Linked DNA regions of Homo sapiens: regions 1, 2 and 4 are each linked to region 3. A link is a loop called in an ENCODE intact Hi-C map of the cell type or tissue named here. Cell type or tissue: dorsolateral prefrontal cortex. All regions are shown on one strand. Each heading gives the region's core, and the rest is flanking DNA. Links, peaks and the distances in the headings are about the cores only.

The links. Hi-C counts contacts between places; a loop is a spot of excess contacts. Peaks named below come from ENCODE experiments on the same cell type or tissue, not always from the same donor. Only the 100,000 strongest peaks of a DNase experiment are listed, where the experiment ranks them.
Region 1: a loop joins it to region 3, with 5 times the contacts of the local background. A loop is called at or near these places in 4 of 110 quality-filtered maps.
Region 2: a loop joins it to region 3, with 4 times the contacts of the local background. A loop is called at or near these places in 3 of 110 quality-filtered maps.
Region 4: a loop joins it to region 3, with 9 times the contacts of the local background. A loop is called at or near these places in 8 of 110 quality-filtered maps.

Annotation. Positions count from the first base shown.
Region 1 is chr9:7,906,088-7,913,759 of GRCh38, forward strand. No RefSeq gene overlaps it. Among named protein-coding and RNA genes, the nearest start is that of DMAC1, 110 kb to the left of the region's middle. In dorsolateral prefrontal cortex, for the core only: no CTCF peak of the experiment used is centred there; DNase peaks (open chromatin) are centred at 1,768 and 4,582; H3K27ac peaks cover 4,555 bases.
Region 2 is chr9:8,173,529-8,181,200 of GRCh38, forward strand. No RefSeq gene overlaps it. Among named protein-coding and RNA genes, the nearest start is that of DMAC1, 380 kb to the left of the region's middle. In dorsolateral prefrontal cortex, for the core only: no CTCF peak of the experiment used is centred there; no DNase peak of the experiment used is centred there; H3K4me3 peaks cover 293 bases; H3K27ac peaks cover 1,522 bases.
Region 3 is chr9:7,976,681-7,984,352 of GRCh38, forward strand. No RefSeq gene overlaps it. Among named protein-coding and RNA genes, the nearest start is that of DMAC1, 180 kb to the left of the region's middle. RefSeq lists an enhancer at 71-180. In dorsolateral prefrontal cortex, for the core only: a CTCF peak has its summit at 4,431; no DNase peak of the experiment used is centred there; H3K4me3 peaks cover 295 bases; H3K27ac peaks cover 2,748 bases.
Region 4 is chr9:7,840,411-7,848,082 of GRCh38, forward strand. No RefSeq gene overlaps it. Among named protein-coding and RNA genes, the nearest start is that of DMAC1, 44 kb to the left of the region's middle. In dorsolateral prefrontal cortex, for the core only: a CTCF peak has its summit at 4,062; no DNase peak of the experiment used is centred there.

The DNA of each region.
Region 1 (7,672 bases), core at 1,622-6,621, 71 kb before region 3:
GTATTGTGTTCCATTGTATATGGAAGCAACCTAAGTGTCCATCGACTAATGAATGGATAAAGGAAATGTGTTCTGTGTACACAATGGGATATCCTTCCTTGTCTCTTCAAGTTTCCGGTAGCCCCAAGAGTCACTTGTTTTGCAGCTGCATCACTTCAGTCTCTGCTTCTGCTGTCACATGCTGCTGTCCCTGTGCATCTGTGTCTTTCCACCTTACGAGGACACGAGACACTTTAGATTAAAAGCTTACCTCAATAAACTTACCTTAACTTGATTATATCTGAAAAGGCCTATTTCTTTCTTTTTTTTTTTTTTTTTTTTTTTTTTTTTTTTTTTGAGTTGGAGTTTCACTCTTGTTGCCCAGGCTGGAGTGCAGTGGCATGATCTCAACTCACTGCAACCTCTGCCTCCCAGGTTCAAGTGATTCTCCTGCCTCAGCCTCCAGAGTAGCTGGGACTACAGGCGCTGCCACCACACCCGGCTAATTTTTGTATTTTTATTAGAGATGGGGTTTCACCATGTTGGCCAAGATGTTCTCGGTCTCCTGACCTTGTGATCAGCCCGCCTCGGCCTCCCAAAGTGCTGGGATTACAGGCGTGAGCCACCACACCCAGTCACACAGGCCTATTTCTAAATAAGGTCGTATTCATGGGTACTGGGGATTAGGACTTCCACATTGCTCTCTGAGGGACACAATTCAACTCTTAACAAACCTGAACCACTGCAGTCTTACAGTTTTTCCGCATACCATTCCTTGGTTATAGTTGTTTTCCCCCAAATTCCATCTTCATCCTTCCTCTCCCAAAGCTCTAATTTGCAAAGGCATCTGAGCCATCCCCAGCAAACCCAGTTTTCTCACTGACACACTGTCATTACTTCACCTCTCTCCTCAGTAGCTTAGTCATCTCTGGAAAAAGACTTTAAAAATGAGTTCTCTCTCTTTGCCCTGAAACCAAGTTCATTTTGCTCTCAAAACTCCAGGCTAAACAGGACCTTTGAGATAAATTTTGCATTAGTTTATTTCTACAAATGAATATTCCATAACACACTATTTAATGTCACTGGGCAGCCTCTTACTCATGCAGTTGCCAACAAATTCCCACCAAGTTGATGTCAGAATGTGAAATTAGTGACTAATAAAATGAAACAGACAAAAGGAGAATGCTGAGTTATAGAAGGGATAAGCAGGATATATGAATATCATTAGCTGTTCCTTAAAAAACATTTATGTGATTACATGAATGTGAAAATGCAATGCAGTATTTTAGAATTTCACCAGTCAATGGAATGCTCTGAAACAGATGGACTGTGTGACTGATGATTCAATAATTGCACTCATTAAAAATGTTCACGCTTTTAATTTCTCCACAGCCTTCATTCCCCCAACCCATTCTGTGAAGAGCTGAGGAATGAAATGGTTTTGCCATTGTCAGCAGATAGATAATAATTGAATTTGCTTTGATTTCCTGGGGTGCCCCTGTCCCACCTCTGTGTTCCTGACTGACAGCTCATAAGTCCAGTAAAATATTGCAACCAACCCTAGCTGTCTCAAAGGCAAGAGATATCAGGCGATCATCTTCCGACTGCCTTTGTTATCTCACACAATATCCTACCTCACACATAGATAGAGTGTGGGTTTGTGTCTCCCCATGTTTCTACACCACAAATCTCAGGCATGGAAAATTGAACTGACAGCTTTGAATTCAAGTTCCCTACTTACAGCCAAGAATAAATCAGAGTGTGAATGGGAGGTAGGCGGTGGGTGGGAGGAGTCAACAGCTGCAGCAGTGATGTCAAGATGGGTAACAGAACTCAAATTGAATACCTATGGTTATTGCCATGTGCCTGTAGAAACCACAACATCTGTAGAGCAATACAATGGTTTAGAAAAGGCTTAACACTGCCTGAAGTAGCTCAGTAAGAATAAAACTTTTTTTCTCATTGTATTCATTTATTTGTTGCATTCATTCATTCATTAGTCAAAAAGAGCATTGTCCATTAGCAAGAGATTCTGGTCTGACTCATACCACTAACCAGCTGCATATCCTTTACTTTGCTGGCTTCGTTATGCTCAGGCCCCAGCTCTAAAGCTCTAAAGCTCTATGATTATATAAAATATTGGCTGCTTACTCATTGGAAGGTGCAGGTGGCAAAGAAACACTGGCTACCGTACTAGTCCTTCTTCAGAAGCCCACATTCTCACTGGGGAGATATGGCATAGTTGCATACACAGTAGAATAACATCCTAGAAGCCAGCTGAACTCCCTTACCCAAAGGTGTGACAGTGAATGTGTTGATTTCAGGGAAAAGAGATAAAGACCTTGGGGTCAGGGAGGTTTTAGAGTAATGGTCTTTGAAGCAGGGATAGCATTTTGAGAGATAGGGAAGAGGAAAGGGGGCATACTTGGGACAATAATTTGAATAAATGTTCAGGATTTGGGATGAGTCAGATATCTTAGGCTAGATTAATGAGTGGGCAGGTTGACTGTTGCAAAAGTTTCGTGGGGCTAATAGGGCTTGCTATAGAGAAATACCAAGCCCCCAATATAAGGGAGAACTCTAAGCCTCTTCCCCAACTTCCTTAAAATCTCTATTCAGGATTGAAAGGGATTGAGTTCACATAAAGAAAAGTCTTAAATGCCACATAAAAGATTAGAGTCTGTAAGCAAAAGGGTGTCATTGAAAGCTTGTCAGAGGAGAGTAACATATGATTAGGGGAAGCATGGGAAGTTTCAGGACAGAGTAGCCTGGAGGATGGATCACAGGAGGTTGGACTAAAGACAGAGCGCTTACCTCGGGAAGTCAGTATTATTCTAAGTGAAGTAACTCAGGAATGGAAAACCAAACATTGTATGTTCTCACTCATAAGTAGAAGCTAAACTATGAGGATGCAAAAGCATAATAATGATACAATGGACTTTGGGGACTCTTGGGGAAAGGGTGGGAAGGGGGTGACGGATAAAAGACTACAAATTGGGCTCAGTGTATACTGCTTGAATGATGAGTGCGCCAAAATCTCACAAATCACCACTAAAGAACTTACTCATGTAACCAAGAACCACCTGTTCCCCATAAACCTGTGGAAATAATTTTTTTTAAAAAGAATAGAATCCATAGCCAAATAAATTTACACATGAATAGAATAGAGGTTTTGGGATGATCCTTAGTTTAAAAAAAAAAAGGTCAGGTATGATAAGGACTTAAAAAAGAGCAGGGCAGAGGAGAAAGAAATGAATTTGATTCTCCAACAACGTTCTCCTATTTGCAACCTTTGCTTTCCCTTTTATATCAAGATTCAAATTTGTCATTGTGTGCTCAGTGTCAGTTTTCCTTTCTAGACTATCAACTCCCAGAAGGGCACTATTATGTCTGTGTTTTTGGAGATTTTTATCTCCAGTGCCCAGCATGGTGTTTGGCCCAGAAGAAATATTCAAAACATTTGGGGAATAAAGAAATGCAGGTAGAAATGAGCAACAAAATCCCATGAGGCAAAGAATTTTTAACTTGGTAAATGGGAACATGATGACAGGAACAGAAAGAGGTAGAAATAGCAATGTTGGAAGAAAAACGATGCTGGAGTTGAATTTGAAGTGATGTCAGGATATCCATGTGGAAATGTTCAGAAGGTCAGTGGAAATATTGGATTGTTTGCTGAAAAACTGCCAGTGTGTCCTCCTTTAATACAGAAAAATTGAGCCGGTTGGCTGAAGTCCTTTGATTTCCAAATTCCATTCAGCAGAGAATACATCTGAGGTCATGGACGTCAGTGTTTTTAATGTACAATAACGAAGAGTCACAGTTACCTTTTTTTCTCCCGATCCTATGTCAGAAATTTAATACCTACTTTCATGCCATTTTTACTTTTAATAGAGACTTTTTGGTAAATTAAGATTTTGGCTTTTTCTTTTTAATATATGAAGCTATATCTGGAAAGTCCATTGTAGCAGAAAGTGAAAGAAAATGTATTAAGTTAGAGAATACTTTGTATTTACTAGATATATTAACATCTCCCTTTTTTCGGGGTAGTTTTGTGTCTACCTTTGGATTCCACAAAGAAGATTAATGGTGAGAGAACTGGTATATTTTTTAGATATAGTTTAGTAAACTTTGATGTCACATTGACCTAAACTTGAATTCTGGGTTTCACTACTTCCTACCAAGTTACTTAACCATCCTGGACCTTAGTTTTCTCATCTGTAAACTGGAGTTTCTATTGCCTACCTAACAGATTTTGTGAATTGTAAATACACATTGCTTTGGGTTGGGAGTAGTAGCCCCACACAAACACTTGTCCACATGTCAGAACCTGGAAATGTGACCTTATTTGGAAAATAAGGTCTTGCAGATGGAAGAATCTCAAAATGAGATTATCCTGATCTATCTGGGTGGGCCATACATCCAGTGACAAGTGTTCTTGTTGACACATGGACACAGAGAGTAGAGGAGAAGGTCATGTGAAGACAGAGGCAGAGATTGGAGAGATTAGGGAGACTGGATTGATGCAGCTGCAGGAAATGCTGACAACCACATGAAGCTGGAAGAAACAAGGAAGGCTTTTCCTCTAGAGCCTCCAGAGGAAGTGCCGTGCTGCCAACACTTTGATTTCGGACTCTGCTCTCCAGATCTGTGAGAGAATAAATGTCTGTTGTTTTAAGCCTCTGGTTTGTGGCATTCCCTAGGAAATAAATACACACACTTAACTAGTCACTCAGTAAATTCCGGTACTAGCCTCTCATTCTTATTTAAACCACCACATTCCAAGCCCTCTTGTATGAAAATAAAATAAAATGATGGTTAGAAGTATTCCAGTAGAGTAGAGGAAGAGGCCACATAAGAATGTTTGTGCGTGATACCGGTAACATGAGAAAGTACTTGTGAGACATACGGGGTGCACAAAGAAGAGAGCAATACCAGAGAAAAGAAGATAATGAAAGGGTAAAGCAGAAATCAGAGTATGAAAGAAGGAAAAGCAATGTCACCTCCACCCCAACCCCTGTCCTCCCTGTCTCTTAGGGTCCTTCCTTGGTTGTCACTCAATGGAAACTGGAAGGAAATGAGAGAAGTATTAAGGAAAGGAGAACCACAGATATTTCAAACTTGCCCTCATAACATGTCAGAGCTGCTATGCCATTAATCTTCTCAGGGTGGAGAAACTGAGATATGGGGCCATTGTCAAGGACACTTTCATTAGGACCAAGGTCTGTTGGCTTCTAACCTTCAATTCTCAAGATTGTGCAGTTTCTGCTGAAGATCCAATATCTATCACTCATTCTTTCCTCTTTTGCTCAGCTGTCAAATGGAAACTTAACAGAAGGATTAGGTATAATATAAGATACTGCAATAATCACAGCAGTTGCAATCCCTGCCACAATACAACATTGTTTTTAGTACTTTAGTGATTTGTCGTTTCCAAAGAGCATTTATTTAGCAGTAATTTTCTATGTATTAGTGGCCCACATGAAAAAATAAAAATAAAACAAACAGGTATAAGACACTTTAAAATATTATTATAAATATTAATATGCTATGGGGGCATGGTGAGAATGGAAAGAATAAGCTCTTCCTGCAGTCCAAACAAATGTATTAATAGAACTCAAATAATGGAGTCTATCAAATACCAAGTGATTGGAGATATTTCTATAATTTCTCCAGAAAACAGTATCTTCTCAGGTCCTTGACAATCACAGACTCTGTCAGTGTCTTGTCCCCCCAGTTTGAGAAGTGGTTCAAATGGGTCAGGACATTTCCGTAGAGTCCCAAGAGAAAGGGAATAGTCTCTTGCCAGGTGGTCAATAGTCATCCTGATAAGGTGATACGAAAAGCTGCTACATATGTAACGTTGAGTCTTGTTGTTTTGTTTTGTTTGTTTGCTGTTGTAGTCACACTTGGTGACCCAAAAAGTATCTTCTTCCCCCTACACCTCTTGTCCACTGCAGGGAAAAAAAAGAGACTAGCATTGTGTTTCTGAAGATACTGTAAAGTGTTTAAGCAGAAAACAGCCAGACCTCAGAAGCCTTTAGTGTAGATTTTGTGTCCAGCCTGCTTTTGAATGGACTCATGGATTTCTGCAGTGGCCATGGTAGCCTTGGGCCCAGGACTCTCTCCAATGTCTTGGGACATGTAAGCCCCTGGGGCTTTTCTACAGTCTTAACTCAGAGGGAGAAATGTTTTAAAAAAAAGACTCTTCTGACCTATCTTGGCAAATGGGAAGCTGAGAACAATCAAGAACTGTGAAATATCCCATGTTGTTGTGAAACAAAATTCTTAGTTTTAATATTGGCCTCAAAGGCAGAAGTAAATGAACATTTGTCTAGTGTTACAGACTGCTATTTAGTTATACCAGATTCTGTTTGTGAGAATTTTTCAAATAAATTGACTCATTGTTCCCCAGTGGAATAGATCTCCTGTACAGCAGTCTTCCCATCCCACAATATTACAAGGAAGGTTCTGCAAGCACCACCCTCTTCCTGACATTCTGGTGATGAGAGTTAATGACCGCTTATGTGGGACACATGAAATAACAGAGGTTAAAAGTTATCAAAGCGTGCCATGCATCTGAACAGATTATGGGAGCTTTGGCAGAGGATGACAGCCCTGATACTCTCCCAGTCACTAGACAAGTGAGCTGAGTCCCTGTGTCAGGATGGGAAAGGCAGATGCCCCCAAGGGTGTGACAGATCAAAGTGGGCCAAGTCACCCTGCGCTTGTTAAAGTGTTTTTCCTAAAAGGAAAACTTTAAAACATTAAAAAAAAAAACAAGAAAGAAAAGGAAAAGAAAAGATAGCGTATATTTCCATGAAAGAGAGAAAGAGCCGAGTGACCTATTTTACCACTAATGTTTCTCCCATGCAAGAGTCCCTATGCTTCCTTTGAAGAACCATGGAGGGTTTGTAGGAGCCCATGTCCCCCCAGACATTGTGGGAAAAGTTCTGTGCATTTTTTTCATAACAGTATTTATAAACTTATTACCACAAAGAGTTGAAGAAGCACTTGGATGGAAGGGATTCATTATCTCTCCTCTCTGAGCTGCATTTATTAACACTGGGCCCAAGAGGGATAACTTAGTTCTGTGGCTCAATGTAGAAGTGAAAATGAAATCAGGAATCTCTAGACCAGTAGTCTCAAACCTATTTGGCACCAGGGACCAGTTTCATGGAAGACAATTTTTCTATGGACATTGTGGGTGGGTGGTGGGAGGGGGATCGTTTTAGGATAAAACTGTCCCACCTCAGATCATCAGGCATTACATTCTCATAAGGAGCATACAAGCTTAGATCCCTCGCATGTGCAGTTCACAATAGGGTTCACACTCCTATGAGAATCTACTGCCACAGCTGATCTCACAGGAGGCAGAGCTCAGTCAGTAGTACTCCTTTACCCGCCACTCACCTTCTGCTGTGTGGCCCGGTTCCTAACAGACCACGGGCGCCTGTCAGTCCATGGCCCAGGGATTTGAGACCCCTGCTCTAGACTACCTGTTGAAGTTTACTTTTTGTGTCCTGTGACTCTGTGCTTTCTGGGAGCCATGCATTATGAAAAGTACCTCATGGTGAAAATTGACTCACTGCAAAAAGTCACCTCATTGGATATTCATTACAAGCCTGTGAGAAAACTGTTTTTACTCCACAGAAAAATAAACTCAGAACAGAGAGGTTTGGTAACTTACCAGAGG
Region 2 (7,672 bases), core at 1,005-6,004, 200 kb after region 3:
ATCTATAAAATGTTGATAATAGTAGTACCTACTCCATAGGACTGTTGTGATAATTCAATGCGGAAATCTATGTAAAGCACTTAGAATAGTGCCAGACCCATACTATGTCCTGAATAAATATTAGCTATTATTACTTTTATCATTCATTTTATGAAAGCAGGTACTGAAGCCCAGGGTTAGTAACCCAGGTTCAACCATTTTTCTATTAAACCAGACTTAAAATAAATGTATTGTCCATGCATTTTATAGACATTCTCAGCTTAGCCTGGGAGAAAATCATTCTACTATGGTTTGGCAAAGTTTTGCTTTTGATATTTTAAACCCGATATCTTCAAATTGAGCTCTTCTCTGAATCTTTAAACCCTTGTGTATTACAGAGGAAATTGAATCAATAAATTTCTGATTCACTTACCCTTAACTCATCAAACCTTCATTAGAGTTATTTGACGTCTGGGGAAGCCCTACGTGTTTGTGTGTGTGGAGGTGTGCATATCTTCTCCTTCTAAACCAATAAATCTTTTCTAGCCAGCCATAAATAGCAATCAAGTGTCCAAAAGACAGAAGAAACAACTCAAAACTCAGTATGGTTGAAAATCAAGGGAGCCTGTTTTGGGCAATCCACAGCGTTGGTCTGACTTAACAACCTTTGATTTTAATCAATAAGCATTTCCATCCCAGGATGCATGCACTTTTTCCCAAACAGTATTTATTGAGGTCTACTATGTATCAGGCACCACTCCATCAAAAAGAGAAGCATAAGCAGCTTTTTTCTGTTTTAAACTGGTTGTCTGTGGACATCATTTGAGTTGACACTGAGGTTCTTCTGGCTGGGAAATGAGCACTTGCATAGGGCATTAGAGATAGAGGAGTTTTTCCACAACCTGGTTTTGATTCCATGGTCTTTCACTGCAGTTCCTCCAGCTAATTTTTTTTTTTTTTTGCTAGTTTTGATCCTACCAATCATACATCAGTTTGGATTCCATCTTTTAGTCATCCACTAGATTTTCCATTTGGGTTTGACCCGCTTTATACCACTGGTTCTGATACCACTGGTACTCGCTTTATACCCCTGGTTCTAAACTGGTACTACTCAGGGATTTTACTTCTCAGTTCTCAAGTTCTAACACAGACTACTGCCAGCAGAGATACTCCTAGACAGAGTACCCAGACTCTGCAACAGAGGCTAGAAAGAAATAACAGCAAGCATTTTAGGCAGAGAAGCAAGAGAGAAATGAAATGGAAAGACCATCTGGTATCCCAGAGGACAATGAGCACAGGAGAACTGGTGGTTAGTGCTTCGCTTGAGTCTGAAGTGCCTGCAATTCCAAGAATATCATCAAAATTAGAGATAAATTGTTTTTCTGAGGCTGTGAGGGGACTAGTTTACCCCCAGAGTGATGTAGCCCAAGAAATAGCAATGTCTTTCATAGATATGCACCTGGGATTCTTTTATATTCATTTGAAACTTTATTTAGCTTTCTTAAGTCTCAGTTTCTTCAACTGTGAAATTAGGATCTAACTCATAGGACTTTTGTGAGAATTAAATGATTTTTGCATGTAATTCATTTAGAACTTATTAAATATTCAATTAATGTTAGCTACTAATATTATAGTTTATTTGCCTTAGAGTAATAAGATGCCTAAATGAATCCCAAACAATAAAGAAGACTCTGGGCAGGGGGGAATGCAGTCAAAAGAGTTGTCTACTGTATGTGTACAGAGAGGCATTTGTTCCTTGTGTCTTTATTTATTAAGTTGTGGAGATAGATAGACACGGCCATAGTTGACTTTTAAGCAGGGGAAAACATAAACAAACATATACATAAATAAATTAAATAAATTAAAATGCTGGACCAAACCAGGGAGCCTGATTAGTAGCAGCATCCACGCTGATGTCAGCCTTTCAACCTGCATGCTGCTAGAAACGCATCTCTGCTCGCAGTGAATTAGAACATCAAGAAACAGGAAGAACTCAAACAGGCAGTGCCTGGTGGAACTGTGCTGAAAACCTAACATAAATAAATAAGAACATCTCCCTTTAAAGACTTTGAAATAAGTAGCACAATGTGCCAAGAAAGATAGAAATTCAGTCTCTGCTCACTCTGGATGCAAATATCATCACACTGTGGCAATAAGGGCTCCTCTTTAATTTGGGAGGGGGACAGGGACTGTCATCTGGGGTTTTAGATTCTTAGGCAACTTATTTATTTTGAAAGGGTGAAAATTCTCATCAACATTTTGGTAGTATATTGGAGATAACAGACCTGCCACTGACTAAATGAATTATGGATTTTAAATAACTAGAACTCTGTTATAGGGTTGCAGCAGAGATCAAAAAAAAAGAAGAAGAAGAAGAAAAGAAAAAAGAAAAATCAAGTTGCAATTTTGGTGCAGGACATGGTGGGAGAAACACAGGCATTTGGCCTTTTTTACTGTGAAAATTTTTGGGTTCTTCTGCAAGAACATTTATTTTGTTTCTGAATATGCTGATGTATACATCATATATACATACATATTTATATTTACCCAATATATATGTGTGAATATTTACAAATAACACATGCAAAAAATTTGTTATTTATCAAAGTAATAAGACATTCATTATTAAAAGTGCAAAAAAGTGGAATAAAAATCAAATTGGAAAGAGTAGAAGCAAAAACCTTTTTTAGTCAGCATTCAGCATCAGATGATCAAAGTTCTCTAGCTAGTTTAAGCAGGAATCCATTCAACATAAGGAATTAGGTGTTCACAGAAACCTTGGAGAGCTTAAAGGAATAGGCTTAAGGCTGAATTTCCAGAATCAGCTTCCGGAATAATACTATGGAACTGGCCAACAGAATAGCAAATATCTCTGTCACCATTAAGAATCTAAAAGCTGATCCAGAAGCCAAAGAGTGAAATCCCCCACCATCTCTTGCCTCTGGGACCAGTCCACCTCTGCTATAATCTGCTACAATAAATCTCCCACAAATGCCTGAATTCTGCCTTGCGGGTCAACTCCTGGGCTATCCTGTATCCTGCTTCCTTAGAAAACCAAACATCTCCATGGCTGTACTTGCTACAGAAAGGGCAGAAGCAACAGAAGATCAGCCTTATAAGAATCGTTTTCTGACTAATAAATCTCAGCCATGTGTTTCTGATTAGCCGGTCTTGAGCCAGACAGATCCAGACCTTCACGTGCAAGGGAGTCTGGGAAATCCTCTAGACTAGCCACACAAGAAGCCACATTGGAAAAATTTTGGAACAGACATGGAGAGAAGCAATCCACTGGAAGTGCCACAGTACCATTCCAGGCAGAGAAAACAGTAAGAACAAAGACAGAAAGTCAGGAAGTTACATACCATGTTCAGTAACAAAAGAACTTCTTGGCTGGCTTGAATATCAAGTGGTTATTGGGGAACTATGGGATAAGTTACTATGTAGAGGTTTGATGAGATTATGAGAACAACTTTATGACCTACTAAGGACTTTAGATTTTATCTAGAAGGCTGACAGCTACCAAACTTCAAACATCTATATACCACTGACACAAATTTTGTCACCATTATAAACTATTATTTACGTACTTGATATTTTTTCTTAGAGTACTTTTAATTGGACTGTTTATACTTGAGCAATAACATATTGCTCATTCTCAGCAATATGTCTGTGAAATCAAAGATTTGATGTGCTAGCTATATTTTTTCCTAATATAAATTATATGCAAAACTTTTTAAATTAAAAAAAGTACACATCACCAAAATCATATTCTGCGTCACCAAAAGTTATTAGTATCATAGTTTGGGAAACACAGTTTTAAACAATGAGAACCACCAAAAGCATTATGAGCATGGATGTGGGCAAACCAGATATGTAGTTTAGAAAAATAACGGACAACGAATAGGTTGAATGAGAAACTTTACAGGCATGAGTCTAGGTAAAAGTGGAATATTGTTTGAACTGGGGCAATGTCCACAAAAATGAAATGGAAAGAACAGCTGAGATTTTAGAGCTAGTGTTCAAGGGACTTGGTGACTGACAAATCTAGAAATTCAGAATTAGGAGGAGTTTATACTGACTATAAAGTGTTAGCTTAGCTGACTGCTGACTGATGGATGCTGTTTTAGTAAGCAGAGATAGTGAACATGAAACTGTTTGATTTTTAGAATATGTATATGAGAGCTCCAGTTGGACATGTTGAGTTTTGAAGTACATTTGAGATATCAACTAGAAACAAGTTTCTTCATAGTTATAAACGTGTGTCTGGAATTCAGAAAAGCAGTCTCGGGTGGAGTTAAGTTTGTGGAGTCACTGGCCTATTTGTAGTTGATTAGTTAGAGTCATGAAGGTAGACATAGGCCTTAAGGAGAGATAAGCATAAGCATGTGGGGTTTAGGTATAGGGTAGAAGAAGAAGAATCAGCAAAAGAGACTAAAGAAGGACTTGAAGAGCAGTCCTTGTAAGCCATTGAAGAATGGGATTTCAAAGAGAGGAAACCACTGACAAAGTTAATTGTCAAAAAGGCGAGACTGAAACTAGACCACTGGATTTAGCCATTAGAATATTAGTGCTCTGTAATTAAGCAGTTTGCACAGAGTTGTCCAGAGCAGTTGTATTGCACTGAACTGAATAGCAATTGGGATGTAAACAAATGGAGACGGTGGTTCTCAACCAGGAATGGTTTTGCCCTCCGGGGAACATTTGGCAATATCTAGAGGCATTTTGGATTGTCACAACTGGGGAAGTGCTACTAACATCTAGTAGGCAGAGACTACACATGCTGCTAAACATTATACAAGACATAAGACAGCTCCCACAGCAGAACATTATCTGGCCCAAAATGTCAATAGTGCCAAGACTGAGAAATCCTACTTTAGATAAAGACAAAATCTAGCTATGAAGAGGAGAAAAGAAAGAGGATGGTGGCTTGCTATGGAGGAAAAATCTCATGGTTTTACAAAGAGGACATTTGAGCATAAGAAAAAGAGGAAGGATAAGGTAGGGAAAAAGAAAAAATAAATAAAGGATAGTTCGCCGAGTAATGTTTCATGGAGACTAAAGAGAATATTATATTCCAGAGCATAATTGAGGGATAAAACTTGGACAGCAAAAAGGATTTCCACCGCTCTCCTACCTCTTCTAAAATAGAAAGGAGGACAAACAACAAGGAAAACTATGGCTATGGATAAAAGGCATATAAAGGAGTATTAGGGGGGGTTTATGCCTGGGAAGTAAGAGGCTAATTCATCATGCAGAAGGGTGAAAATACAGAAAATGATCAATAAAACAGACCTTATGGAGGGTAGTAAAATTTAAGCAGTAAAAGGTTGGGATTGGAAAAGAGAAGTATGTAAATAATTGTTAAACATCACTAAAGAACAGGTTAAATATCAAAATTACAAATTTTGGGGGAAAATTGACTTAAATGGTAATATGATTTTATCAGGTAACACTCAGCAACCCAAGAACAGTATCAGAGAAAACAGACATTTATGATTGCCAGAATAAGGGAGTGCTTACCAGAAGATTCTGGTAAGCACATGGATTAAAATATGTTTGGAATAGTTGTCCTTGCCATAAGTCATATCTTAAAAGTAGTTATGTACTCCCAAATATCTAGACTCTTAAAAAGACTGTTGATTAATTTAAAATAACGCTGTAGGATCAGTAATAATATCTCTTGCTAATTACTTTTTATCAAGATGCTTCTATCCTTTTTTTCTTTTTGTATCTGCATAGATGCTAAATAAACCAGAGATAATTGAATGACGAAGCTGATGATCTAAACTGAATTTAGAGTTAGAAGGTCCTTTCACTCATTACTCACCTTTGGTTCTGCATTTGTTTTATTGTATTTTAGTTTTGCAAAGTCAGAGCCTCAGATTTTCTTTTTATTTCTATTCCCTCCAATGTGTTATAATTCCGTGTGCCTGATTTGCTCATTTCATTCCCAGTGCTTTGTTTGTTCTTTGTCCAGAGTCCCTAGGCTGTTTTTGGCTCTGGGATTTACACTGCACAACCTATTAATGATATCAGATCATTGTGTGGTGAGTGCTACATCCCTAAGATATTTACAAAAACAGCGAGCAAATTCTCTGTTGTAATTAGGTCAAATAATTCTAGAAAATGTCTTTTGTTGACTGATTGTATAGACTCATCATAGCCTTTATGTGCTATTTTTTTCTGGCACAAAGATAATTACTTCTATTACCATCCTCAAATAACAATGCTTTTCTTCTCCAGTCTTTGTCTGGAGCTGTCCATTAGCTCACTGACACCAGAGTTTCTAAAACGTTGTTTTTGTCCATTATTTATTTATCCCAGAAATTGCAGCTGAGTTGCAGGCATCTGGTTTTCAGCACAGGTCAGCTATTTTCTAATCCAGATCCCTTATCTTTTCAGTTAAGCATTTTGGAGGTTTGGATACATTCTAGATTGTGTGCAGAGGAGCCAATTTGCAGGCAGAAGTCCAGAAATTGGTTGGGACATCATCTTTTTTTTTTTAATTGCTGATTTATGTTGATTTAGTTACTCAATAATCTACTCCTCTTCAGTTTTCTCAAACTACAACTAGGTAGCCGCTAGTTTTATTCAAATGTTTACCCACCATATTATTACAGACCAAAGATTAGCAAATATACCCTTTGAATTTTCTTAAACCAAGGACCAGTTATTTCTACAAGCTCAATTATAGGAGAGTTATATAACAATTCCAATTCTAAAGTTCAATCAAGTAAGTCCCTTGGTCTATATAGCCAGTGTAGTCAATAATCAATGAATTTTAGCTACCATGTAGATAGACTTCCTCTAATCAGGGTTATGAAATTATTCAAGAGCTGTTGTACACAAACTAAAATGTGCATTTCCTAGTGAACTGATCTAGGATTACATTTATTCTTTGAAGTCACAGAAAATTTGACATTTAGCTGGTCTTAAAATATCTTTTGAGGTTTACTTGTCTCGGTGTCCATTTGCTCTTGTTTATCTACCGAATAAATCCTCACTCATACCTATGATAACAGTATCAATAATTATTCTTGGATATCTACCCTGTTCTACTCACCGTAAGATTTTCACATCACTCCGCTCCAGAATTTAGTCCTAATACATTTAAGTCAATCCTAACATTGCTACCACTCGCTGCAAGGTGACTGGAATGAGCAGTTAATCTAACCAGGGCAATAAAGTGCAAAGAGATATTTGCTTGGTTCTTTTGGGAAGGCTTTTTCTGCTTTATTTTTTGGTATTTAATAATAAAGAAGCTTTATCTCTGTTGTATTAAATGAGGAAGTATAGTGGTTAGGAGCAGGAACTTTGAAGACAAAAAGTACCTGCGTTTAAATCATGATTACTCTGTATGATCTTAGCAAATTATTTAATTTCTCTGGTCCTCAGTGTTATTAATATCATATGCAAAATAGGGATAATAATAATTCTTACCTGTGGCATTTGTTTGTGGTATTAATAATAATTAATACTTATTAATCACTGAAAACAGCACCTGGCACACTGTGAGGACTATTAAAAATAAATAAATATACTTCTAGGAAGCTGCTAGCAGTCATCTTAAGAGCAGACACTCTTAGGAAGGTGCACAACTTATGGAAGGGAGAGAGAAGTGAGAGAAAGTTGGGACTTCAGTGATAGCATTAACCCTTCTGAAGTCTACCTGGACGTTCCAGTTACGTGAGTC
Region 3 (7,672 bases), core at 1,646-6,645:
TCTCACATACCCTGCTTTCTTACTGTGTAGGCTCTCTTTTCTTGCTCAGAATGTCCTTCCCCACTTCTTCATGTGCCAACTCCTAGTCATCCTACAAGAACCACATTCACTTTAAGTTTCTTTTGAAGCCTTTTCAGTGTCCCATACCCTGATCCCATTACCTCTTCTATGTATGCAGGGCTTGCTTCATGCTTGTGTAACCCAAGGGCCCTGCATTTGATTTAACACATTTTAAAATTCTTAACAATTTATGAAAAAGGAAACCCATATGTTCATTCTGCCCTGGACCCTGCAAATTATGCAGCCAATCCTGTGTGTGTTTTTTCATGTTGCGTAGACTCTATTACAGTCAGTAACATATTGAGAAAGAGTGTGTGTCTCCTCTGATAGTCTATGAGCTCCTTGAAGCAAGAGGCTTGTCTTAGTCATTGCTGTATCCTCACACCAGACTCTACGGGATGCTCAGGATTCACCTGTTGATCTGTGAGGAAGCCCAAGGCTCAGTTAATGCCCCCCACCCTCCTTCCATAACAGTCTCCTGATTAGGAAACAGTGCTTGACCTCTAGACAATCTGAGTATCCACTCCAGGAAGTGGAACATTGCCTTCCCAATGTTGAAACTGTTAGCACTCAATCATGTTTCAGGAACATATAGAAGGTATGTGCCTATTCTGCTTCAATTGCTTTCCAAAATAAGTATACGAAAGTGGATAGAAAATATTTTAGTTTGATGAAGTAAGAATGTTATGAGGCAAAAGGAACTGACTTATCCCACTGGGTGGGGATTAGGTCTGGAATAAGATTGCACCATGACTAAAATGACTTCTTTAGCCAATGACATTCCTGAAGATTGGATCAGAGTAAAGTTAAACTAACCTACTCAAGGAAGACTTTCCTAAATCAGCCCCTTTGCTGTATAATTTAGTATGGAGAGCTGATTGTGGGTTTTTCTTGTTTCATTGTTTAATACATAGAGGTTTCACATTTCATTTTGAAACAGAAAGAGGGACTGGAAGAGATAAGTTAGTATGAGTGAGGAAAAGATTAGAAGGTAGAGATAGGATCGCAATGCTGTTATCACCTTTGCTTTATTGATAATCTCAGGAAGGACTAGACTGCTAAGAAAGAGGAGCCCAGATTGGAATAAAAGAGACGATGCCAGGATCAGCCTGTGAGAGGATGTCTCACTTAGTACACCTCAAGGATCATGTCAGCTGAGCATCTATACCCCGCGTGATGAATATTGCATACAGACTCTGCCTTCAAGTCATCCCCCATTCGACAAGCATTTATTTAAGGTTCTTACATTCCAGGACTTGTACTAGATGCTAGAAACAAACAGATAAGGAAAACGTAGGAAAATGCTTCTCTCAGGAAGCAATATTGTATATGAGTGGTGAAGAGCTTCAAATCTGGGGCCAAACTGCTGGGTTTGAAATTTGGCTTGGCCACCTACTGGCTGTGAAATCTTGGGCAACTTTCTTAATCACTCTGTGCCTCAGTTTCTTCATCTGTAAAATGAAATAGCCATAGTACTTATTACAAATAGGTAATAATTAGTGAGAATTAATTTGAGTCAATACATAAAAATGACTCAGAATAAAAGACCAGCTAAGAATATATACACACATACTTAGCTACTTATAATCTAGTAGGAAAGATGGGTATGTTATCAGAGGACTTACCATGCAAGACATTTGAAGACAAATCCCTGAAGTCTAGAGTGACACATCACCAATGGCTGATTGAATGCCACTGAGGTCATCAGCAATGGTAATGGAACACCTAAATATGACACCAAATGGACACCATAATAGCCTTAATCTCTGGAAGCTTTCAAATCACACTATATGGTTCTGGAGGCACTTAGACTGTCCACCTTCCATGGATGATTCTGGTTAGAAAGGAGGCAATGGGCAATGGCAAGGAGTGAGGGGAGAGATAGGGAAGTTTGCCTATGGCTCCTCACTACAGGGCCACATGGGAGAAGGCACAGCTAGGACCTCTTCCATTATGTGTATATATGGAAGTAGGGAAGGACTTCCCTTAATCTCTTATCTCTTTGTTACTTTGTGACAGTGCTTCTTTTTTTTTCTCTTTTTCCTTCTTTTTTTTTGAGACTGAGTCCCCCTCTGTTGCCCAGGCAGGAGTGCAGTGGCGTGATCTTGGCTCACTGCAACCTGCCTCCCTGGTTCAAGTGATTCTCTTGCCTTAGCCTCCTGAGTAGCTGGGATTACAGGCACAGGCCACTACGTCCAGCTAATTTCTGTATTTTTAGTAGAGATGGGGTGTCACCATGTTGGCCAGGCTGTTCTCGAACTCCTGACCTCAGGTGATCCTCCTGCCTCAGCCTCCCAAATTGCCAGGATCACATGCATAAGCCACTATGCCAGGCAAATGGTGTTTCTATCTCAATAAATATCAACAACAGACACCGAAAGTCTAAAACAGAAAAAGGTGGAAATTACTTTTCTTTTTTTTTTTTTTTTTGAGATGGAGTCTCACACTGTCGCCCAGGCTAGAGTGCAATGGCGTGATCTCGGCTCACTGCAACCTCGGTTTCCTGGGTTCAAGTGATTCTCCTGCCTCAGCCTCCCAAGTAGCTGGGATTACAGGTGTCTGCCACCATGCCCAGCTAATTTTTTTTGTATTTTTTTAGTAGAGATGGGGTTTCACTATGTTGGCCAGGCTGGTCTCAAACTCCTGACCTCATGATCCTCCTGCCTCGGCCTCCCAAAGTGCTGGGGTTACAGGTGTGAGCCACTGTGGCCAGCCGGAAATTACTTTTAATAAACTTCTCCAGTGGCTCCCTAATGTCAAGCAGCATATGTAATTACATTGGGACAAGCACTGCGTCCTGGAACTAGCCTGAATAGCCACACTGCTATGGCAAGAGGTCATCCTGGTTGGTCAGGCTTCTTCCAAAACATGAGAAATATTGACAGCGGACAGAGTGCCATTGTCTGGCTGTGAAAATGTTTCTGTTGTTTATGAGTTAATCTGAACTGTTCACGAATGAAAATGCCGTTAGTCCTCTGAGTCTGGTTTTTCTTTCTCACCCCTTCACTTTGGAAGACAGCCTGCTTTCCAATGAAATTCACATCCTAGATAAGACCGTTGCTGCACAGGCAAGATAGCAGACATCAAGGCTTACGGGCAATGGAAGTTATGACCAAATCAAAACCACTGCTCTGTGTCCTGTCCAACAGAGATAGGACATTTATATTCATATTTGGCTAAGTTTCTCAATCAGTGATTGATGAACTAAAGCTCATCTTCATAGTAAGGTGATGTAATTTTCCTCTTTGGATGATATTTGCATTGTAAATCTGTTAGAAGGCAGGAATGGCACAGTCTCACTGTGTAATAATATCTCAAAGCAGAGCTATAGTCAGAGGGAATTTTTTTTAATAGAATCTGAGAAATAGTGCATTTCATATAAAATTTTGAAACAGATTGGGTGGGAGAATGCCAGATAACTAGTTATTGCAGGAGTGGGGGGTGATGAACTGTGGAAACGGATTTAGGCTCTTTCAAATCCCCAAGGTTCCCTATGCCAACGTGTGGCTATAATGTGGAAAATACAGCAACAGGGAACCCTGAACACTCAGATCCTAAATGCCTTGCAAATAATCAGATGTGCTTTTTCTAGAAAGCCTCATGATTTTCTTAGCTTAGCTATGAAAATGGATTTCATTTTACTTTTTTCTAAACAAGTCTTTCCACTGAATGGCAACTTTAGTACTCAAAGGCTTCTGTCTTGGCCTCTTCATTGTAATTTTAAATCAGTTTTAACGGGTCAGAATTCTAAGCCGAGAGTCATTATTTGGGAAAAATTTTCTCAAAAATTTTTAGCAAGAAATGGACACATTTTTACTTAATTCTGAAAAACATCTTTTTCTATTTGCCTTGATTAAATTTCTTTTGAGTCTTAAAAATAACATTTACACTGTTGGGCTTGCAAACATTCTGCAGATTTTCTTTGTAACATTTATACATATTACTCCACTGTTTGTTCAGCCACAGAAGTGGCCTTTCTTTGGGCTTTCTCCCCACTTTAGTTTTAGCCAAAAATGAAGTGCTAATCCCACGTGGTGGGCAGACATGTGGCCTGCTCCTCCTAAAAACCTCAGCCACCAGCCAGTGTGATCAGAGGGCTTTAAAATGTCTCTTCAGGCCCAGGTGACAGACTGGGAAGTGGATTGTGAAAAACCAGGAATATCAAACTCTGTTTTTCTCTCCATGTTGGAAAGCATTTGTCCTCTGAGCAGAGGTGAGGAAGGGCCATTTTCTCAGGTCCCTACTAGCAGCATGCCACATTCTGCCTTCATCTTGATGAACATCTGTCTGCCCCTACCTGAAAGTGATTTATTGAAAAAGCCTCAGTGTGTGTGCTTCCAGGAAAATGCAGCTGCTCTACTCCCACACTGCCTTGGTGAAGAGCACCCTCTGCATGGAGCTCACATTATTAATCATTAGAGAAATGCAAATCAAAACAGCAGTGAGATACTATCTCACACCAGCCAGAATGGCTGTTATTAAAAAGTCAGAAAATAACAGATGCTGGCGAGGTTGTGGGGAAAAAGGGGAATGTTTAGATGCTGCTGTTGGGAATGTAAATTAGGTTAGCCATTGGGGAAAGTAGTTTGGTGTTTTCACGAAGAACTTAAAACAGAGCTACCATTTGACTCAGCAACCCCATTACTGGGTATCTACTCAAAGGAATATACACTCTCCTCCTATAAAGATACATGCATGTATATGTTCATCACAGCATTAATAGCAAAGACCTGGGTTCTCAAATTTAAGGGAGAAAGTCCACATAATTGAATGATGCTCCAGTCCTGTGGAAATAGCCTGAGACCACCCAAATGATAGCAAGCAAAGGCTATTTATTTAGAGCTTGCTACAGCATGCTGTCAGCTGCCAGCATTTGTGTTTGACAAAAGATTGACAGGCAGGCAGGGGAGTGGGAAAGCTGTATAGTAAAGGGAAGGCCCCAGGTGCACTCTGATTGGAGTTTGTTAACATGTGAAGCCAAGACACTAACTAGAATAAGGACATCTCATGTGATTGATTAGGGAGCGTACCGGACTTCCTCTGATTGGGCCTGAGTTGGAAGGAGGGAGTTGGAGACAGAGAGATAGAAACTGTCAGTTATTGACCAAGTCTTGACCTTTCTGGACCAGTTGCTGTGGAGGGTGTGGGTTTAGCTTGCTGGGCTTCTTATGTGGATTGGAGTTTATTGTCATATATGGCCTGGCATTGTCCATCTGAGTATTCAGTCTCTCAATTGGTATGAAGGAAATACTGACATGTCATTAAGTGTAGAGCTGTGCTGTTCAGTGCAGCAGCCACCTTGCGTGGCTATTGAGCAACTGAAATGTAGCTGATCAGAAATGAAATGTGCTGTGACCGGGCGCGGTGGCTCAAGCCTGTAATCCCAGCACTTTGGGAGGCCGAGGTGGGCGGATCACGAGGTCAGGAGATCGAGACCATCCTGGCTAACATGGTGAAACCCCATCTGTACTAAAAATACAAAAAAAAAGAAAACCAAAAATTAGCCAGGTGTGGTGGTGGGCGCCTGTAGTCCCAGCTACTCAGGAGGCTGAGGCAGGAGAATGGCGTGATTCCCGGATGTGGAGCTTGCAGTGAGCAGAGATGGCACCACTGCACTCCAGCCTGGGGTGACAGAGCGAGACTCTGTATCAAAAAAAAAAGAATTGAGATATGCTGTAAGTGCACAATATGCATGCATTTCAAAGCTTCTATATAAAAAAGAAAAAAATATCATGAATAGTGTTTTAATATTTAGTACATGTTAAAATGATAATTTGGAGTCTATATTAGATTAAATAAAAATATTAAAATCAATTTCACTTCTTTCCTTTTACTTTTTTTAATGTGGCCAGGAGAAAATTTTAAATTTTATTCGTGGGTCACATTTCTGGCTTGCATTCTATACTGATCGGATAGTGCTGGAAAAGAGGATTGATACATTAAACAAGGGCTGTGGGTGGTGTTTCTCCTGGGAAATCCTTTACAAATCTTCACATAGTATAAATACATTTTCTGTGTAAGAGCAGAGCAACTTATAATGAGAAGGTACTTTTGGGGACCCAAAACCTGAGGATAAAGGAATTACCTGTTCAAAATACTATTGTTTAAAAACTTTATAGGTTTGACTCAACATTATCTTTGGGAAAAGCCCGTATTTGGTTTAGGAAATCTTTTTAGTGTACCTTGTGTTATACGAATAATCAAATAATAGAAGAGAGGGCTTGAATGGAGGAATCTCTTACCCTACCTGGTATTGGAAACTGAAAGTTTGCTTTTCTGAATTGATGAGATTATTGTGGTGTTGCGATTGTTCTCTTTTCTCGAGAAAGGAGCTAGGGGACAAAAACAGGAAGAGGAGGCTGAGACGCAGGGGAAGAGGTTCTGAGGACAAGGGTGGCCCAGCAGCACAGCATGGCAGTCAGATGGGAGCTGAGGAGGGAGCTAGCTCTAGGGGACCCCTTACAGTGGGACTTGAAGAGAAGTGCCAATTAATAACCAATGCTAAGCTCTTCTCCCTTTCTGCCTAATAATTCATTTTTTATATTTTCAAATCTGTAGCAAAGTCAGGCATTGGGATTGGGCTTGGCACTTCCTTGGGGAAAGAAAGAAGAACTGCATCCGCATTTTAAAGGATTGCAGCACATTCATTAAATCCTCCACTTTCTTCCAGCTCCTTTGTAATGCTATTTGTTTCAACACAAGTGTTTAAAATAAGACACACAATTTTAATACCTTTAGACTACCCACTATTGTCTTCCCTGAATCTTTTTCTATTGGCTCAAGAATGCAAAACTGTAGCAAGTCTCAAAGGGTTCATACTGTTGAAAGGTTCGCTGTAGATTAAAAATAGCACCGTAGTTTATCTTCGGCTGCTGGGGTATTGGTTTACTTTTCTCACAGAAACAGGCTTTAATTACGGAGCAAAGAATAAACTGGACTTGATTGCTCCCCGGAAAGACTGACATTTCAGTCTCTCCCACAAAATACTTATTGATGTTGATGTAAGAGGAAGAGAAGAGTCAGAATACAAAAGAGCTTTGTGTTGCCTGCAGTTGGGAGGCATCCTTTGTCTTCCCAACTTAGCAGTTTTGATATGGAAGTCAACACAAGATAAAAAATATAAAGCACAACATTGTCATTTTCACAATCTTTCTTTGTGACTGTACTTCAGAAAACACCCACAGTAAGACAATTGATGTTTTTGAGCTGCTGGAGAAAAAAGGAAAGCAAAGAAAACAGTCAACAAAACTGACCACATTTCAAATTCATACTTAGGAAAATATATTATTTACAATAATTATAGCTGCATTTTCCACAGATGTTGAAACACAGATGATGATTTAACATTCAAATGGGAGAGAAAAACCCTCATTCAAAATAATTGGTGACATGTAAACCCCTCTTCGAATGCAGTTTGGGATTAATTAAAATGTATATGCCATGGTACATATCAAAAAAAGAAAAAGTCCTGAGTATTCAGGGCTAAAGAGACAGGGATTCTTTTCCCATCCCTAATATTTCCTTAGAGAAATATTCCTTGCAAGTAGGTAAACATCTGCTATTAGCTAGATAAAGAAGGTAGACAGCAAAGGATACTGTGTAAACAGAAGGA
Region 4 (7,672 bases), core at 1,595-6,594, 140 kb before region 3:
CTTTGTTCTAATTATGAGTGTAACCTGGGTCTTTCAGCAGTCACATGTTCTAAATATTACAGACCAATAAAGCAAAATAAACCCTATAGCCCAGCAAGGAGCAAGCTATTCAGCTCATCATTTTTTGCAAATGCCACTCAGATGTTGCCTTTAATGCATAACTGCCAAGCATACTGATTTTGTCAATATTACACTTGGACTAAAATCAGCATAGGTTAGCTCAAAGCATAAGCCACTCCAGCTCTCTCTTATTGTAATGGAGTGTAATTTCTACACACCTTAACCCCAATTTATCTTTCACTGCCTCTGAAGTATAGCGGTTCATCAAGTCCAGTAACTTTTAGGGCTAGGAAATAGAGTTACAAATTCTTGGAATTGCATATTCAATAAGATCCAGCCAGGCCATTTTCTATCATTCTTCCTTTCTTCTGGCAGAAGAGTTGAGGATTAGTAGTAGCCAGGTGAATCGTAGATATTTGAATTTTTAAAAATTTAATTCAAATAAAATTTCTGAGGTTACCTAAAGTACTATTGGAAGAAGAAAAATATGAATTACTATTACTGGAAAGAACATTGTAGACAGCATGGTGTTTTTTTGTTTTTTTGTTTTTTTTGAGATGGTTTCACTCTTGTTGCCCAGACTGGAGTTCAATGGTGCAATCCCAGCTCACTGCAACCTCCACCTCCCGGCTTCAAGCAATTCTCCTGCCTCAGCTTCCTGAGTAGCTGGGATTACAGGCATGCACCACCACACCCACCTAATTTTGTATTTTTAGTAGAGATGGGCTTTCTCCATGTTGGTCAGGGTGGTCTTGAACTCCCAACCTCAGGTGATCCGCCCACCTCAGCTTCCCAAAGTGCTGGGATTACAGATATCAGCCACCGCGCCTGGCCTTGTAGACAGCATGTTCTAACTCATTGACTATTGGGAAAAATGATGTACAAGTAAGACTCTGATATTATATTATTCTTTATATACATTCATCAAGGATACCAGTTACTACTGTATTAAAAATGTTAAAAGCCTGACAACTTAGGAGTAATGTTTTTCTCAGTTGAGTGCATGTAATTCCTGAGATAACATAATACCAATTAGGCATGATCTAACTGTATTAATATCTGAGGGAGGAGTCTCTCCAGTTCCTCACTCTGCAACATTAAGGGGCTTTCCCACAACATACCATGTATTTTGGGTTTTTAATTCTCTCTGCTCTATGGTTTTGAAACCCCTATTCAAAACCTCTGTATGGTTGTTTTAGGTTGGGCATGGGGCAATCCAATAACCTTCCTTGGTTTTCTTTACAACCTTCTTACTCATTTTTTTTAGGTTTCGAAAAGACTCGTTCAGTTTTACTTTGTCATTACTCACATGCTCCATCCTGTTATAAATGGCCCAGCTGTGATTATGGCAAATGCTGAGAGCTCCAGCATGTGAGCTGGAGTAAGCTACCATTTGGCCTAAAATAAGGAGAGCAACATCTGAATGCAGCCCTAGAGGAGAGGGGCCTGAGCATCCTAGATCAGCATGCTGCCTGGTGTTAATAATTGTATTCCAAAGGACAGAGACTAAAGCTGGATTCCAACATGAGACAGTCCTTGGCTGAAAAGAGCCAGAGAAGCAAGCCAAATCTGAGCCCATCAGCTTCTGGCAAGCCAGTAAGCAATATCAAACCACAGGTCCTGTTGCAAAATGTAATCGAGATTTTAGAGCCAAGAGTTCACAGTAGAGTAGAGACAGGGTTTGAGAGGCAGCAGGTGAGATATAAGCAAGGAAGATCTAGGGGGCTTGCCATGAGTGACTTAGGGTATCTCCAGCTTGTCACTATTCATTGATTAGTGTGTGACACTTGAGTATTTGGGTTCCCTTAAAGGGTCAGAGCCAGTTTGTTGCATAGCACAGGCAACATGCTATCCTCATCTTATGGTAAACCTTTAAGTCTAAATGGTGTGGGGATAAATTCAAGTTCTATACAAACTTGTTAATTCCAAGATATTTGATCTGAGGGATATGGCTCATGATGCATTTTTTAAATTTCTGGGAAGATATGGTTTTTATTTTTAGTTGAAAGTCTTGTCCATCAAGGAGAGTAATGCAACATTACTGGAGAGATTTCCAGAAGCCAAACCTATTCTGAAGCTGGCAGGGGGTTACCTTTGATGCTCTCTAGGTAGTGTAGTAGAGTGGTTTAAAGCATGAATTCTGGAACTAGTATGCCCAACTTTGAATCTCAATTTTGCCCGCTACTAACTGTGTGTAAATTTAAATAAGTTTTCTAACCTCTTCATGCCCCAATTTTCACATCAGAAAAGTGAGAATAATAATTGTACCTATGTCGTGGTGTTACTATGAGAATATAATGAATGAACACAAGTAAAGTTCTTAGAACAGAGCCTAGCACATAGTAAGTATCTCTTAAGTGTTGGCTATTACTATTATTCACTTGTAGGCACTTGGGCATTTTAAGTGAAACCTAGGCTTTTGGTTTTCAAACATTTTAAAAACAGCAAACTCTTTTTTAAAATTCAAACTTTCATGGGAAATTCAACATGTGAAATAAACAAACATGGTTCTTCTCCACTTGATACAGGAGATGGGGATACCCCAAACCCTGCCCACTCATCCCTCTGTAAAACTTCACAGAATTCAAAGGCCATGAAGAGCGCAGCTTGAAAATTATAAATAAGAATTGTTCAGACCCTCCTTGCTAGTGGGAAATGTGCTGTCATCTATTGGACTATTATTAGCTCTAGAAATGGAAGCTACAATGCCTGGGTTAGTCTTAGACTCTTGGTGATGGACCTAGGACAGAATGGAACTCAAGTGACATGTGGCTATACTCAACTCATATTGTAGTTGTGTACCACAAATAACCACCCACTACATAATTCCTTTCAAAATATGGCAAAGTACTTTTGCCAAAAGTTAGTATAGGAGGGAGGATTGACCTTGATTTTCAGGAGAGTACAGACACACACACGCACACACACACACTGTGGCTTATTGATGAGATTGGCATGTGAACAGCATATCCATGCTGAGAACATGGGTAAGATATTTCCCCATGAACACATACATCTCTAATGCATACCCCCAAAATACAGTTCATATTTTACAAGATTTGTGCTTTGCCAATGAAATATCAAGGTGTCAATGTTAGATTTCTCTATTTATTCGTAAAGTAGTAATAAATACCCTGTTGGGCACTGAGAATACAAAGATGATGAGAATCGTTTGCTCTCAAAGAATTCATTCTCATAGGAAGAGACACATAAATATAATACATATTTACAATTTGATGTAGTAAATGATAAAGAAGCTATAGAACACAGAAAAAGGATAAACCATGGGAAGAAGTAGGGAAATCTTCATGGAGGAGAAGTCATGGATGGTGGGAGCAAGAAACTGAGTAGAATTTTGCCAGGTGAAGAAAACAAAAGCTGGGAGATACTTCACTGATAGAATAGCACATACTATCCCATATGTGTGCAAAACATATGGCATACATGGGAAACTGTGAATTGTTTGGAGGTCAGGGTCCTTGGGATTGTAAGAGTTAAGGCTGTAGATGGAAACTAATGGGGTTCACCAAATAATTTGACTTTATTTTGAACGGCAGGGAAATACTGAAGGAATTTAAACCAATTAATGATGTGATTAGACCCAGAAGTGGTAGAAAGAAATAATGGATGTGCAGCAGTAAGGGGCTTGGAGATCTGTTGAGAAGCTCTTGGAATGTAGTAAAGGGGATGTGTCAGACAAGACAGAACAGAGGTTGCTAAGCCAGATAGTATCCAGTGTTGCATTTTGCATTGCTTGTACAGTGTTAGCTCATACAATGTTCTTAAAAATTCAAATTGTTGCCATATGATCAGATTTTTCATAAAAATCTGGATTTCCATAATTTTTTGCAAAATTAGAAGATGGCATGCAAACAGTTGGCTGGCGTTAGTAACAGTTGTTCCCCATAGATGTAGTGTGCATTTTCCTGGTTACTACAGTCCCCAGCTCTCCCTCTTGTGTCTGTAACACTGGAGCAAAGTGTCAGTAGTCATATACCATTGCACATTTATGTCAGCAGAGGGCATCTTCACAAACGGAGTCTCTCCTGAACCTATAATCAGTTGCTGTCCTTACTGGAATTCACTTTCTAATGAATTGGGGGAGATGGTTCTCCCTACTGAAAACTATAGCATTTCCTTGGGATCTCTTGATTTTCAATGCATCCGTGAGTTTTGCTTCCTTAAGTATGGCTTAACTCTGATGTTGAAGTCGTTTGTGTTGGATGTAAGGGACCTTCTTGTAAAAAGGTATTGCATTTCCCATTGCGTAGCAAATTAAGCAATAGATGAGTGCTTATAGCAGGCCAGCTGCAGATCTACGCACCATGGGGGATACCAGAGATATGAGACGAATTACCATCTGTATTAGTCCAGTTTGCCCTGCCATAAAGGAGTACCTGAGATTCAATAATTTATTTTAAAAAGAGGTTTATTTAGCTCACAGTTCTGTAGGCTGTACAAGAAGCATGGTGCCAGCATCTGGAAGTTTTCAATCATAGTGGAAGGCGAAGGGGGAGCCAGCATGTCACATGGCAAGACAGCAAGTAAGAGAGAGAAGAGGTGGGAGGGAGGTCCCAGGCTCTTTTTAACAACCAGATCTCCTATAATGTAATAGAGCCAGAACTCACTCATTACTGCAGGGAGGGCACCAAACCATTCATGAGGGATCTACCCCCATGACCCAAACACCTTCCCCTAGGCCCCACCTCCAACAATGAGGATCACATTTCAACATGAGATTTGGAGGGGACAAATATCTGAACTATATCACCATCCCTCACAGAAATTCACAATCTAATTAGAAGGCATTTCCATTCTACTAGCTGAAGCTACCTCTTACTTGTCAGTCTTGCACCTCCGCACTCTTGATAAATGCTTTCTAATCAGCAGAGTACCATCTAGTTCACTGAAGCAACTATGCCCAATGGCACCCTGAGACCTAAAAAAGTTTCTATAGCTCTGAAAGGGGTGGAAGCTGCAAGTGGAGAGCAGCAACTGAACTGGATCAGTGTAATCTATTCACACTTGGACTACTCTGTTTTTTGCAGCATACCAGGGTGTTTGTTGTAAATGGGATGGAGGGGGTATTCCTTTGAGCCTGTGGGAAGTTTGAGCAGCAAGCAACCAGTCACATATCCCTGTGAGCAAGATCAGAATTGCTAAGTTTAAAAAAAAATTATCTGTCTTCTAAATTATGGTTTTAGAAGATGATACAACAAGTTGTTAGTGTCTTGTTTTTCCTAATGTTCTACAAATTTATACATCTTCTGAGAATACAAATACTCTCACCAGAAATAAGAATAAATTATGGCAATAAATCTATTATATAGTGACCTAATAAGAAAAGTGATAACCTCTTAAAATGTCACACAGAGGCATTTAATTTGCATTTCAAAGGCAGTTACTGTGAGTAATTATAACTTAATTAAATATTGATTATTCTAAGAGCTCTGTTGTGATTTAGGATTTATGCAGAGTAGAGTAAATCTGGGTGGTTTGAAATAAACTCAAAATGACATTAGTAACTACTGTGTAATTACATTTTATGGTTATTAAATGTGACTAAACAGGCTAAATATTTATGACGAACAAGTCAAATATTACGATAAGATATCAACATTGGTTTTTCGGTACCTACTCTTATTATATGTCTATTTTGCCAAGTAGCTACTAAATGTTTAAACTTTCCTAAATTTTGCATTTTTTTTTTAACTATCAGCTTACTCTCAGTTCTTTCCGTGAATGTTGAAATATTTAGAAGAGAAATTTAATGTATTTTTGGGTACTGTATTAGTCAGGGTTCTCCAGAGAGACAGGACTAACAGGATAGATGTATATATGAAGGGGAGTTTATTAAGGAGTATTGATTCACACGATCACAAGGTGAATTCCCACAATAGGCTGTCTGCAAGCTGAGGAGCAAGGAAGCCAGTTCGAGTCCCCAAACCTCAAAACCTCGAAAGTAGAGAAGCCTATAGTGCAGCCTTTAGTCTGTGGCCAAAGGCCCGAGAGCCCCTGACTGGTGTAAGTTGTTAAAGCAAACTAACTATGGCCTGAGAAGGACTCTGTACTTCTATATCTGAGGCCTTGTGGATGAACTGTAACCTAGCTTAAGAGTCAGATAAAATTGAAAACCTAACTCAATAGTATGCACCTGTAACAATAGCTGAGTGTTGGCCAATCCCAGCAGCCATACTTCAACCACTCATAGACTGCTGAGTGTTCAAAATACATTCAAATAAGGCAAACGACGAGCTGTAACCAATTTCACTGTTTCTCTACCTCACTTTTGATCCCTGTATGTCACTTTACCTCCTTTTTGTCTATAAATTTGTCCTGACCACGAGGCACTCCTGGAGTCTCTGTGAATTTGCTCTGATTCTGAGGGCTTCCCGAATCACGAATTGTTCGTTGCTCAATTAAACTCCTTTAAATTTAATTCAGCTGAAGTTTTTCTTTTATCAGATGGTGTCAGAAGCGAGATCCGAAGTGGAGCTTCCAGCGTCACCCAGGAGCACTGAGTGAACACGCAACGTACCTGCAGGACTCACTTATGTCCATTGATCTCTCAGAGCAGCTGGGACTTGTGGGTAAGCTCCCCCTTGGATTTTGGAGCTCCATGGATTTGTGTTTTGAGCTCCCCAAGTTTCTTTGAGCAAATTTCTGATCCAAACTGGGTTTGGAGTCACGATAGAAACTGCACTGGGTCTGGGAAGGGATTTGATCCAGGAATTAACTGGCTCGGATCCAGTTAGAGGCCTCTTACATCTGACTGGGCCAGAAAGGAACTGGTGGAAAGCAGTAATATTGCAGGGGTTATAAAATGCACAGGGATTTTTGTGTTCTACCCTTTTGTTTCATTTTTCTTGCCCGCTTAGGTAGGAAAAAAATCATTGGCTAAGTTAATCAAGAGAACCTGAGAGTAAAGCCAATATTTTAGGTAAAAAATGGGATCCTTAATTTCTAGAAAACTGAGCTCCTTCTGGCTTATACTTTAGGCCTGGGAGGCAGCGAAGTCTTACAGAATCTTATAAAATCTTACTAAAGATAACTTACAGTGGAATGTTCTGAATGAACAACAATGCATTGAAGTACATTTAAAAATGAGGGCTCTCAGTAAAGTCCCTTTCAGCTAAGAACAGGTTTGGCCCTACAGGATGTCAACTGCTTATTCTCTTTGGAATAATCTGCCTTGCGCCCTTTGCTAACCGCTATGGGTGATAGGATTAGGCGTGTATAGGATCACGGGACATGGGGAGCTTTTTCCTCCCTAAAATGGAAATGAGAGCTGATGAGACTGCTGGAAAAGATCCCTTTGCTACCGAGAAGCAGCCGCTTGAACTTTTCAGTGTCGCTGCAATGGGTGAGTCTTTCTGTGGCCTCCCTGGTCATTTCGCCTTCCCCACCCGGCCATAGGCAATGCTTTCTCTCTCTCCTTTCCCTTTCTCATCTTTTCTATTACTCAGGGTGACCATCTTGCCCAGAGACCACGTGTTGAAACTCCTAGTTGGAGGTTGGAATAAAGATGAAGGGGCCCATCTGAGGGCAGATTTAAGCCTTGCCCGTTTGATATTGGGTGCTAAGCAGAGTGGCTAATGTCTATGTTTTATCA